Linked DNA regions of Homo sapiens: regions 1, 2 and 3 are each linked to region 4. The links are chromatin contacts, found by Hi-C or POLR2A ChIA-PET in ENCODE. All regions are on one chromosome and are shown on one strand. Each heading gives the region's core, a stretch centred on a gene start or an enhancer-like site at or near the end of the contact. The rest is flanking DNA. Distances are from core to core; before and after follow the strand shown.

Region 1 (2,831 bases), core at 164-2,663, 1.2 Mb after region 4:
GGGTTTCACCATGTTAGCCAGGATGGGCTCAATCTCCTGACCTCGTGATCTGCCCGCCTCTGCCTCCCGAAGTGCTGGGATTACAGGCGTGAGCCACCGCGCCCGGCCCCTTCCCTTTTTTTTTTTTTTTTTGACACAGGGTCTCACTCTGTCGCCCAAGTTGGAGTGCTCACTGCAACCTCCGCCTCCCGGGTTCGGGGTTCGAGCTATCCTCCCGCCTCATACTAGCTAGTATTTGGCATTACAGGCAAGTGCCACCACGCCCTGCTAATTAGTATTTTTAGTAGAGATGGGGTTTCACCATGTTGGGTGGGCTGGTCCTGAACTCCTGACCTCAGGTGATCCGCCCACCGAACTTCCCAAAGTACTGGGATTATAGGCGTGAGCCACGGGCGCCCCGCCCAATTTCCCTTTTTAATGGCATTTGAGCTAGGGTCCAGGTTTCGTAGCTCCCACTACCTGTCCTGCACAACACAGACACTAAATACCTTAGTGCTTATTATGAAGCCCCGTTCTTCAGAAAGGTTTTATAGCACTTTCGTTAAACCTCCTTCCTGTTCAAAATGCAGCGCACTAGAGTATTTTTCCCCAATCCACCGTTAAGCGGCTTCTTCTTAAGCAGGACTGTTTTGGGTCTCTTGGTTGCTACCCCTACTACACCCTACTAATATGTTGCACAAAGCGACGGGGAACCCCTTCTCCCCCAAACGATGTGCGTGGAAACACACAATGTCCTACTCTCTCCATTCCCAGAAACCTAGACTCTCCCCTCAAATACCTTTCCTGGCTCATCTACAGCACTAAGGTCTCAAGGTAGGGGCAAAAGCCCGCCCCAATTGGCAAATGCTCCTCCTCCGCCAAGAACCTCGAATTTCCGCTGTCCCTGGACAGAGCCTCCAACCTTCAGAAAAATGGCGAGGTGGACCCAGGCCCTTGATTCTGAAGTGAGCCCTTTTCCACAGCACAGGCTTTTTACAGGTTTTTGTGGTGGAATGATGACTCAGTGAGCTGATTTACTCCCTCAAGAGTAACCAACGCGCCATTTCAGTTCTCCAGGATCCCGACTCCGTGTCCCTCCGCCTCAGCCTTGCCTCCCACTGTCAACGCAACCGTTTCTCAGAGAAATCGCCGAAGGCGCATGGCAGGGCAGTTGGGCCACTAACGGTTTTCTAACGCGAGAAGACAGAGCGGGAGGAGAGGCGGGAACGCGTAGGGACTAGCAGGGGGCGGAGTGGGGGTGGGGTGGCGGACGAAGGGCGGGGCCGGCGCCAGGAAGGATCGCGAAGGAGCTGGGAGGCCCCGCCCTTTCCGTAGATATCTCTAGAAAGCCGCGCCGGAGCCCAAAAACAAGGACTGCGCACGCGCGGCGGCAAGGCCCGGGCATTTTGCTGCGTCACCAGCCGCCGCCCGGCCTCACCACCCCTCGTTTGCACGCACGCACGTTCATTCTCCGTCCTCGCGCCCCTTTTCCTACACTTTCCTCTTCTCCCCGACCGGAGGAGCCGCTCTTTCCGCGCGGTGCATTCTGGGGCCCGAGGTCGAGCCCGCCGCTGCCGCCGTCGCCTGAGGGAAGCGAGAAGAGGCCGCGACCGGAGAGAAAAAGCGGAGTCGCCACCGGAGAGAAGTCGACTCCCTAGCAGCAGCCGCCGCCAGAGAGGCCCGCCCACCAGTTCGCCCGTCCCCCTGCCCCGTTCACAATGTGAGTGCGACACCCCGCCGAGGGAAGGTCGCCGAGTGAGGCCGAGGCCGCGTTGGGGGCTCCCTGGAAGCGGCCCCCTAGCCTTTCTCGCATCGGTGGTGGCAGTCGTTCCTGCCTGGGGGCGGGAGGTCCAGGATCCTTGTTCCGGTTACCGTTGGCGGGTGGAGGACATTTTTCCTCCAGATGTCTGCTTCCCCCACCCCTGAACCGTTCCTTGGCTTCCCCATGCCGGAAATCCTACTTTTACCCCTTTGGCTGTCTGGGTTACTCGCCTCTTTCGGTAACTTCACCCTAGGCCTTAAGCTCCCGGTAGCTGCTCGCCATGCGGCGCCCTGAAGCGTGAACCTTCGTGGGTCGCCTCTCGGCTGCTTGGGCGCTCCGGTTCTGTTGCTTTGTGGTCCCGGGGCCAGGCCCTGAGTCGAGTGCACCTGTGGTGGGTGCCGCCAGGTGCCTGGCGGAGCTCCTGGGAGAGCCCCACGCGGACCTCGCCGTGAGCTGCAGGTACTGCTAGGCAACTAGAAGGAAGCCATGCCCACGCCGCAACATACTTCCCTCTCCAGTGTCTGGGTTTCTTGAGTGTGGGTACTTCCAGTCCGCCTCCTAACTCCAGTCTCTTGAAAACACGGGAGGTTGCCAAAACTCAGCCGCTTCCCTGGCAGCGAGGAGGAGTTACCATTGAGCAGGTAGTTCCGCACGTGTCGACTTTGGAAAGATACGGACATTTTCTGTGTTTCATGTTCTACTTGAGGTGAGGTTTCACTATCTTGTTACAGTGTAGGATGAAATAGGTATGTAGTAGGCATTTAATTAACCTACAGTCGTCCCAAAGATCTTAAATTTGTGTGGAGGTGAATACAGATTCTATGGCAGTCTTCATTTTACGATGATAAAGGAAAGCCTTGGCGATTTTAACCGGTAAGAATTCTTGGCACTGCCGCGTACAGTGGGAACTGCCGGTTTTACAGGGTTTTTTTTTTTTTTTTTTTTTTTTTGACGGGAGGTTATTTTTCAAGGTACTAACTACGTCCTAAAAGGTATGGAGAACAATTAAGGTGGAACCTTTTTTTTCTTTTGTTTTAGACTCCATTCAGAAGAGAGAAGAGGGGAGTGACTTTATGTCTTTGGAAAAGTA
Region 2 (2,984 bases), core at 287-2,786, 1.2 Mb after region 4:
TACAGCAACCTGCTGGGGAAACCAACCCCCTTATCTATAATAAACAGCACAGGAAGCAAGCTTGCTACAAGTCAGACTTGTATAAAGTCAAACTGCTATCTCTAATGATGATCCTGGAGGCCAAACAACAACCCCTGTAGCAATGGGCCCAAATGCCTTAACTAGTATCCTACAGCTTCCTTAACAGCTTCCAACATAGGTCCAACCAAAGAAAGCCAAACACCCACCCCTAAACCAATCACATACCGCATCCTACTACTAGTTAGCCCAGGTACAGCTTCTCCATGCCAACAGCCTCCAATCAAAGAATACCTTGACGGCTTCCCTTTTTTATAAAGCTTTCCTACTCCTCTGCCTGCCTTTGAGTCCTGTCAAATGCAAGTGATGATGGCTGACTCCCTTGCTATAGTAAGCTCTGAATAAATAGCCTATGCTTTTCTCATTTGGTTATTTATTTCCACATATTGGATCTAGTAATTCATGAAATTCCATGAAGAACTAATTTCCAAAACTTTTTTTTTTTTAGACACGGTCTTTCTCTGTTGCCCAGACTGGAGTGCAGTGGCACTATCATGGCTCACAACAGCCTGGACCTCCCAAGCTCGAGAGATTGATTGCCCCCTCCCCCCACTCCCCGCCCCCAACCCTTCAGCCTCTAGGGTAGCTGGGACTACAGGCGCACGCAACTACATCTGGCTAGTTGTGTGTGGGTGCGTGTGTGTAGACAGAGATCTCACAATGTTGCCCCAACCGGTCTCGAACTCCTGGCCTCAAGCGATCCTCCTGCCTTGGCCTCCCAAAGTGCTGACGTTACAAGCATGAGCCACCGCACCTGCCTACAAACGTTTTTAAAAGATACTGGTGTCGGCCAGGCGTGGTGGCTCACACCTGTAATCCCAGCACTTTGGGAGGCTGAGGCGGGCGGATCACGAGGTCGGGAGATCGAGACCATCCTGGCTAACACGATGAAACCCCGTCTCTACTAAAAATAAAAAAATAAAAAAATAAAAAAAAATTAGCCGGGCGTGGTGGCTGGCGCCTGTAGTCCCAGCTACTAGGGAGGCTGAGGCAGGAGAATGGCGTGAACCCGGGAGGCGGAGCTTGCAGTGAGCCGAGATCGCGCCACTGCACTCCAGCCTGGGCAACAGAGCGAGACTCTGTCTCAAAAAAAAAAAAAAAAAGATACTGGTGTTATTTCTAAAACATCCAAAAAGTTCACGTGGAGCATCCTTTTTACTTCATCTTAATAACCTAAATCAATATGCTATAGGTCTCACATTTCCGGAGAAGATCCTCTTCCTGGAATGGACGCGGCCTTCTGCCCACAAGAGCGGTGGCCCTAGTGCCCGAACGCGTGGGCAGATCGCAAACTGCTGCGTCTCCCGCAGCCCCCGCGCGCACCAAGTGGGAACTACAATTCCCGGCGGCCCCGGCGGACTGCGGGCCGCCGGGTCAGACAGCCGACCTCGGCCATAAGCGCCTGCGCAGTCGCGGGGCCGCCGGCCGTGCTGTTCCCGCCAATTCCTGTGGTAATCCTTACCGTGGCGAGTTCCGCGCTCAATGGAGACGTTTGACCCCACCGAGCTGCCCGAGCTGCTTAAACTTTATTACCGGAGGCTCTTTCCCTACTCTCAGTACTATCGCTGGCTCAACTACGGTGGAGGTGATGGAGGCGAGGAATGGGTTCGGGAGCGGAGTGTGAGGAGGTTGGAGGCGGGGTGTCCTTAGAATGACAATATGAAGCGCCTTCTGTGCACCAGGCTTTGTGCCGCGCGCCTTCATTTGCTCTCTCGAGCCCGCCCCACCACTTCATAGGTGTAAATGGGCCGAGAGAGGATATAATAAGCCAGCCTGCGGCCACGCTGTAAAAAAAAAAAAAAAAAAAAAAAAAACAGAGCCGCCGCTCCTACCTCTGCGTGGTCAGGCTCACATTAGGTGCCCCGTTTACCTGCAGCGGTGCCCAGGGGGTTACTGGGGCGTAGCGTGAAGCTGCTGAGGCATGGTTTGCATCAGGAGCGGAAGAGCCTCTCTCAGAGGAAGAGAAATACTTTCTTCCTTGCAGCTGAATTTATTAGTGCGAATCGAGGAGAGAGGGGTGGCATTACATATTTAAAATATTTATGCATCTGTTTCATCTTTTGTACCGTTCCCTAGCAAATACGGAATGGTAACTGCTTTCAAATTAGGGACTAGGTCATGTGGATTTTGTTTTGTTTTTCTTTTACATCTACCACGGTGTTGAGCATAGGGGGCTCATTAAAAACATCTTCTCGGGCCGAGTGCCGTGGCTTACGCCTATAATCCCAGCACTTTGGAAAGCCGAGGAGGACGGATTACCTGAGGTCAGGAATTCGAGACCAGCCTGGCCAACATGGTGAAACCCCGTTTCTACAAAAAATACAAAAATTATCTGGGCATGGTGGGTCGCATGCCTGTAGTCCCAGCTACAGCCTCGGGAGGCTGAGGTGGTAGGATCCCTTGAACCCGGGAGGCGGAGGTTGCAGTGAGCCTTTATCGAGCCACTGCACTCCAGTCTGGGCGACAGAGCAGGAAGCAAGCAAGATTCCCTCACCGAAAAAAAAAACTTCTCATTGGCTAAAATTATAATGCCCTGAGCCAAATAAAGTAGCAAATTAACTTTAAAATGTACATTTATTTTGCAGTGATAAAGAATTACTTTCAACACCGTGAATTTTCATTCACATTGAAAGATGATATTTACATTCGCTACCAATCCTTCAACAACCAGAGTGATCTGGAAAAGGAGATGCAGAAAATGAATCCATACAAGATTGATATAGGCGCAGTATATTCTCACAGAGTAAGAAATCTTTTTTTAATATATTTTGTTGTTTTATTTTGTAAACCAAGAATGGGTTGATTCCTCTTGCGTTTTGAGATTAAATTTTTAGAGTTTATTCTAGATGAAAAGCCACTTTTTAATTGTTTGGCAAGTGATTAATCCTTTTTTGTTCTTTGACGTT
Region 3 (2,755 bases), core at 143-2,642, 1.7 Mb before region 4:
TTCCCATCACTTTCATCATTGTCCGCTATTTTATTCCTCTGCCGCATCTCCTTTGGGACCCAAGAGGGAAGGAGGACACGAAATAATACAGGAAAGGAAATCAAAAAACAATTGTAGAGAAACCACTCCTCGTTTCCTCTTCTATGTCTCGTGTGTGTGTGTGTGTGTGTGTGTGTGTGTGTGTGTGTGTGTGTGTGTAAAATTTTAATTTCCCTGGAATTGGAACTACAGAAGTCCCTCCTCAGCCCTACCGGGAAAGTGGCACTGGGCACGACCGCCCTTTCCAAGGCAGTCTGCAATCCTTTTCGCGGAAGTAGAGGAGAAAAGGGGGTGGAGAAGGGCGCCGCGATGCAGCATCCGCTGAGAAAACAGGCAGTTCGCACGTGAGCGGGCTCGCAGCCTGTGGCGCCACCTGACCGGGCCTGGCGCCCCCAATGTGGTGCAGTGGCCCAGCAAGACCAGAAGGCTCAGGCCCTCCTGAACCCTTGCCAAGTCAGAGGTCCCTTTCTGCCTGGGCTCAGGCCTCGCCCGCATATAGTTTTCCATCTGCTTCCACCCCTGCCATCCTTCCTGGGGACCAAAAATGAAGAAAGACAACCCCCCCATCCCCCGGTATTTCGTCTTCCCCTCACAGCCTCTTCCTGTCCTGATCATCTGCTCAAAGAGAAGACGTTCTCTCCACACACTCCACCCCCGCCTCCACCTTCTGCGGCAATGAAGCCACGCCACCCTAGGGGGCTCGGGGGCCGGATGCTGGCGGGGCGCGCACTAGAGACACGCCGCACTGGAAGCAGCCCTCGGAGTCCCGTGAGCCAGGGAGACTGGGGTGCACCGCGCCACGCTGAGTCTCGGTGTAAAAGCCGAGAGCGTGAGCACCTCCTGGCCGAAAGCACGCGAGGCGCTCCTTGCCCAGGACCCCGCGCGCCCCCTCAGTTCCCGGGCAGCTGTCGGCGCGCACTGGCTGACGCGAGCTCTGCTCCCGCGGCCGCTTCGGGATTTTTTTGTCTATATAAGGGCTCGCTGGCCAACTCTGCGTTGGCACGTTTGTCACAGGCTGGCCATTATTTGCACACACGCGTGCGGCTCCGCGGGCAGCTCGGGTCGCAGACGCAGGCTCGCCCTCCTCTTAGCCGGCACCTCCTCCTCCTCCTCCTCCTCTCCCCTCCCTCCCCAGCTGTACTTACTTTATCTGGTCTCTGGCGCAGGGTGGGCGCTGCAGCCCTCCGTTCCCAGCAAACCGCAGCCGATTCGCCTCGCTGTCAACGGGTGAATGGAATTATTTATTTATTTATGGCCCCTGACGTGTCCTCGCCCGCCACAGCCAGCGGAGAAGGAGGCGGTGGCGGGAAGGGGAGGCGCGGCTGCTGAACGCCCTTGTGGGTGCGGAGGAGCGCGCGCCAGGGGTGGGGGCCGGACAGGCTGCGGTGGAGGCCGGCCCGGGGGGTGGTGGGGGGGAGCCGCCTCCCGGTGCCTGGAGACCGACTGAGCATGCTCCAAGCGGCTGTCAAAGCTATAGGCACTTTCTCTATCGCTCGGGGCACTCCACTTCGGATTTTAGTTTTGACCAAGGAAGAAAGCCAAAAGGCAGGTAGATCTGTCTTTCCAGATGGGTCGTAACTTGCTGTATCCGAAGTACTCTGTAGCCTGACCTAGAAGACAGATGTGCGGTAGCTCTGTGCAACCCAAGCATGGGAGAGGAAAGCATGCAAAAAAAGAAGAGTCTGGCCGAATGCAGGGAGAATAGGAGATCCTCATTGTGAGCTTGCAGGGAAAGTGTTGAGCCATTTTTCAACTGAGGCCTTTTTGGGAGAAAGAGGTAGGGCACTGTTGGAGATTAGACTCACCAACCAAATCACTTCACGGAAAAAAATATAATTGACACCATAGGAGGAAGGACATAGAAAACAGCACCAAAAAACATTAAAAATAAGAAGGATTTTTTTTCAAATCATTTATAATTCCTTTCATTTTTAATTTCTCAAATTACTTAGTTCTTCAAACCAGCATTTAGTTATTTGACAACGAATAGTGCTAGAGATAATGGTAATTCTGCTGTCATTGGTTTGGTCTCTTCCCCTGTCTAAAATGTGCTTCTTGGTAAAACTGGAAAGAGGAAGGGCTGGAAGAGAACATTTAAGTAACCCCATAGATTGGGTTTCTTTAATATCTTTAAGTTAAATTGCCACTTTAGAGAAAAAGAAACTATCCAAAAGAATAATTGTAGGTTTTGGCTTGACAAGTCCTATTGCAGTTTGTCTACCAGTTTAGCTAGCTTTCTCCTCCTTGATTTCACAATCATTTTAAGGTGTGTTCTATGATTCTTCACATTTTACGAATTTATAAAAAGAGTTAAGTCATTTGGGTAAATTCACATTGTCTTTGCCACAGCTAGTCTGTTGTAATGGACGAAATTTGAATTTCAATTTCTGTAGCTATGAAATAAAAGTAATATCAATCGTGTTGATTTCATAAGATTTAAGTGAAATAATATACATGAAGTGGCTGGTAGGCATAATACAAGATGAAAAAATAATCGTGATTAATAACATCAAAATTACTGGAAGATAATTTTATTGAAAGAATGATATTTGAAAATGAAAAAAAGGCAGAAAATTACAGAAAGGATTTTATATTTTTAAGCTAAAAATGCTTAAATAGACATTTGTATAAGACATAATAGGCCTTTGATAATGATGAAATGTCTAGCAGTGACTATAAACACTTCATTTAATTAAAAAAAGTTAAACATTTAAAA
Region 4 (2,978 bases), core at 414-2,913:
ATATATACAACCATGTTAAGTGTCTTTTTTAAACAAAATATGTTCATTAAAAGTTTTTGGGTGTTTTGTTTTGTTTTTTTGTTTTTTTGTTTTTTGAGCCAGAGTCTTGCTCTGTCGCCCAGGCTGGAGTGCAGTGGCGCCATCCCGGCTCACTGCAACCTCTGCCTCCTGGGTTCAAGCAATTCTCCTGCCTCAGTGAGCTGGGATCGCGCCACTGCACTCCAGCCTGGGCGACAGAGCAAGACAACAGCTCAAAAAAAAAAAAAATTCAGGCTGGGCGCGGGTGGCTCATGCCTGTAATCCCAGCACTTTGGGAGACCGAGGAAGGCAGATCACTTGGGATGAGGAGTTCGAGACCAGCCTGACCAACATGGTGAAACCTCATCTCTACTAAAAATACAAAAATTAGCTGGGTGTGGTGGCGCCGCCTATAATCCCAAGCTACTCAGGAGACTGAGGCAGGAGAATTGCTTGAGCCCAGGTGGTGGAGAGGTTGCAGTAAGCCGAGATCGGGCCACTACACTGCAGCCTGGGCAACACAGTAACTTTGTCTCAAAAAAAAAAAAGTTTTTTAAGTTCCAAACTAGCATATACAGTATGATTCCATTTTGAATTTGTACTTACTATAATTCATAGAAAGGGTCTGGAAGACTCCTACAAAGTATTCACATTGGTTGTCCTTAAATGGGTAGGATTTGGAGGTTTTGTGTTTTGGGGGTTTTTTTGGCCTTCATTTTCTAAAGCAAAAATAATTGCTTTTTTAATGGGAACTAAATTATTTAAAATTGTATAAATCTATCACAGTAACAAATAAATTACATATAATTGTAAAGAGTTTACCACCTGTCAGCTGTGAAAGTTGATCATATAAATCGGGTCACTTTTGTCATACCAGTTAAAGAGTGGAGAGGCCAGAGGGAAAAAACATTCAGGTCACAAATATCACTTGAAAAATATAATTCTCTACAGGCCTGGCTGCTGAAACTGCCTGCTAACACTTAAAACCAATTTAATCTAAAGGCTACTAAGACAGTCTGCTACAATTCTAAGACTAATTTTACCCACCACCGTCACTCAGCAATCAGTTTGCCAACCCCACCAAAACATTAATAGTGCCAATAAACTCTCTTGGAGACCAATACGTAACATTTCTCCTTCTTATAAAGTCTCTAACCTCTTCACTCTTCAGACATCCCGAAGACCACCCCAGTCTACATATATGCCCCAAATTACTATTTTCTTCCCAAATAAAGCATTCTAATTTCAAAGATTCATCTCTATATTCTGACTTAACAGCTTTTAACACTTAATGCTGTTTTTTAGTTGACAAATAAAAATTATATTTATAGTATAAAACATGTTTTGAAATATATATACATTGTGGAATGGTTAAATAAAGCTAACATGTACCCTTCGGCTTTTTAAAAACTAACGTCCAATTCATCCAATTCCGTGAGAGTAAAGCCTTTGCTTAGCTTTCCAGTCCTGTTAAACGGGGGGGAAACAACAAAAGGGTCCTCAGGGCCCTGCCCAACAATACGCCACATTCTGTCTAGTAAAGCCACACAGCCAGAAAACGCCAGGTGACTGGCAGGCAGATACTTCCGGAAGAAGTCGGCCCTCCGAACCCGGAAGTGAAGCGATAAGACGCACGGTGTTCTGGGAGGAGTTACGCAGGCAGGGTTGTGGTTGCTGGCTGTTACCAGGACAACCGGAGGCGATTGACCGTTATCTGCGGTTTGGAGCCGTTAGCGGGAGAGGCAGAGATATTCAGAGGTCTTTTAGGATGCGCTAAAGGGTCGTGAGGGCTCTCTTAAAATTTTCTTCACAAGCGGTTATCCAGTCGTGCCCCGCGGCCCTGCTGCTGGCCCCGGGGATCTGAGTCGTACCCTCTTGTTTTTCTCTGAGTCAGTCTTAAGGTGAAATGAAGTGTGGCCCAGTGGCTCCTCACTGTCGCTTCTCTAGTTTTCTGCCTCCTTTTAGAAAATGTAAGTTGAGAATTTCTAATTTACATCGGGATGTGTTCTAATGCGCTTGTTTTTAAAACTGTGGAAAATTTTTAAAAGAAAATAAATCTCACCAGTCATCCAGCTACCCAGAAGTAACATTTTCATGCATTACCTATTAATTTTTTTCTCTGCATATTTTTTCATAGTTGAGATAATTTAGGGAAAACCATTTTGTGTCCTTCATATATGGATGAATACAATATAATTTTGGTATTAATATCATAGCAACAAAGAAGGCATTGAAGGCTTTAAATCTGTTTACAGTGAATTGAAAAGACAGGATGAAGTGGACACAGCATGTGAAGACAATTCTTTCAAGAAGTTTGGCTGTCAAGGAAAACAGAGAATGTGAGTAGCCAAAGCAGAATGACAGTGAAAGAAAGAAATTGGGAGCCAGACAATACAGCCCGACAGTTTACGCCTGTACGGATGTACCTCTTTCACAAAAGATTGAGTATGCTTGGGGAAAAAAAATACACACTATAATAGGAGAAAATGATGAAGAGAAACTGAGGTAAAGGTAATTGGAAAACAAAATAAAGCCAGGGGTATATTAATACCCCAAAACTTCATACCAAAAGGTCCGTGTATTTACTAGAGGGGTGCCACAAATTGGGCTCTGAGGTTCCTAGCAATTAAACCAAAGGGAAAATATAAGTTTAACATGATCCGTATGAGGGAGGAGGCCTAATGGCATATTATAGAATCCTGTTACACATTAGCTGTATGAAATTGATTGGGTAATGTAAGCTCTTTAGACCTCATTTCTCCGTCTCTTAAAGAGTGGGGAGAGGAAGCAGGAGACTGTTAGACGAGTTGATCTTTTAATATCTCTTCCACTACTGACAGTCTATGATCATATAGGCCAGAGACGGCAAACTCAGATGCCTAAATTAGGGACTAAGAAAGTTTCATAAGTGAGGAAATGGACTGAATGTGACAAAAGCAAGGAGTGATAGAGATTGGAAT

The links. A loop is a pair of places that touch in the nucleus more often than their neighbours do. ChIA-PET counts read pairs that join two places held with the same protein, here RNA polymerase II (POLR2A). Pooled maps may share reads with other maps.
Region 1: a pooled map shows a loop between it and region 4 (9-fold over the local background). The contact joins the promoter of PTGES3 here to the promoter of GIHCG in region 4. A Hi-C loop is called at or near these places in 8 of 50 pooled maps. POLR2A ChIA-PET finds 5 or more read pairs at or near these places in 3 of 52 experiments (OCI-LY7, activated B cell and activated naive CD8-positive, alpha-beta T cell).
Region 2: a pooled map shows a loop between it and region 4 (5-fold over the local background). The contact joins the promoter of PRIM1 here to the promoter of GIHCG in region 4. A Hi-C loop is called at or near these places in 1 of 37 single-sample maps with no recorded cell type and 9 of 50 pooled maps. POLR2A ChIA-PET finds 5 or more read pairs at or near these places in 1 of 52 experiments (GM10248).
Region 3: a pooled map shows a loop between it and region 4 (9-fold over the local background). The contact joins the promoter of SLC16A7 here to the promoter of GIHCG in region 4. A Hi-C loop is called at or near these places in 1 of 168 maps with a recorded cell type or tissue (CD4-positive, alpha-beta memory T cell), 7 of 37 single-sample maps with no recorded cell type and 18 of 50 pooled maps. POLR2A ChIA-PET finds 5 or more read pairs at or near these places in 2 of 52 experiments (GM12878 and OCI-LY7).

Annotation. Positions count from the first base shown.
Region 1 is chr12:56,686,866-56,689,696 of GRCh38, reverse strand. PTGES3 (prostaglandin E synthase 3) reads left to right here and starts at 1,413. Exons shown (of 8, transcript NM_006601.7): 1 at 1,413-1,699. The coding sequence starts at 1,698. RefSeq lists enhancers at 477-526, 1,003-1,528, 2,027-2,146, 2,257-2,306 and a silencer at 1,177-1,366.
Region 2 is chr12:56,750,875-56,753,858 of GRCh38, reverse strand. PRIM1 (DNA primase subunit 1) reads left to right here and starts at 1,536. Exons shown (of 13, transcript NM_000946.3): 1 at 1,536-1,663; 2 at 2,664-2,821. The coding sequence starts at 1,561. RefSeq lists a silencer at 1,600-1,894.
Region 3 is chr12:59,594,666-59,597,420 of GRCh38, reverse strand. SLC16A7 (solute carrier family 16 member 7) reads right to left here and starts at 1,392. Exons shown (of 6, transcript NM_001270623.2): 1 at 1,185-1,392. RefSeq lists enhancers at 584-733, 784-923 and a silencer at 1,394-1,463.
Region 4 is chr12:57,934,849-57,937,826 of GRCh38, reverse strand. GIHCG (GIHCG inhibitor of miR-200b/200a/429 expression) reads left to right here and starts at 1,663. Exons shown (of 3, transcript NR_038269.1): 1 at 1,663-1,988; 2 at 2,274-2,357. RefSeq lists enhancers at 1,237-1,737, 1,738-2,238.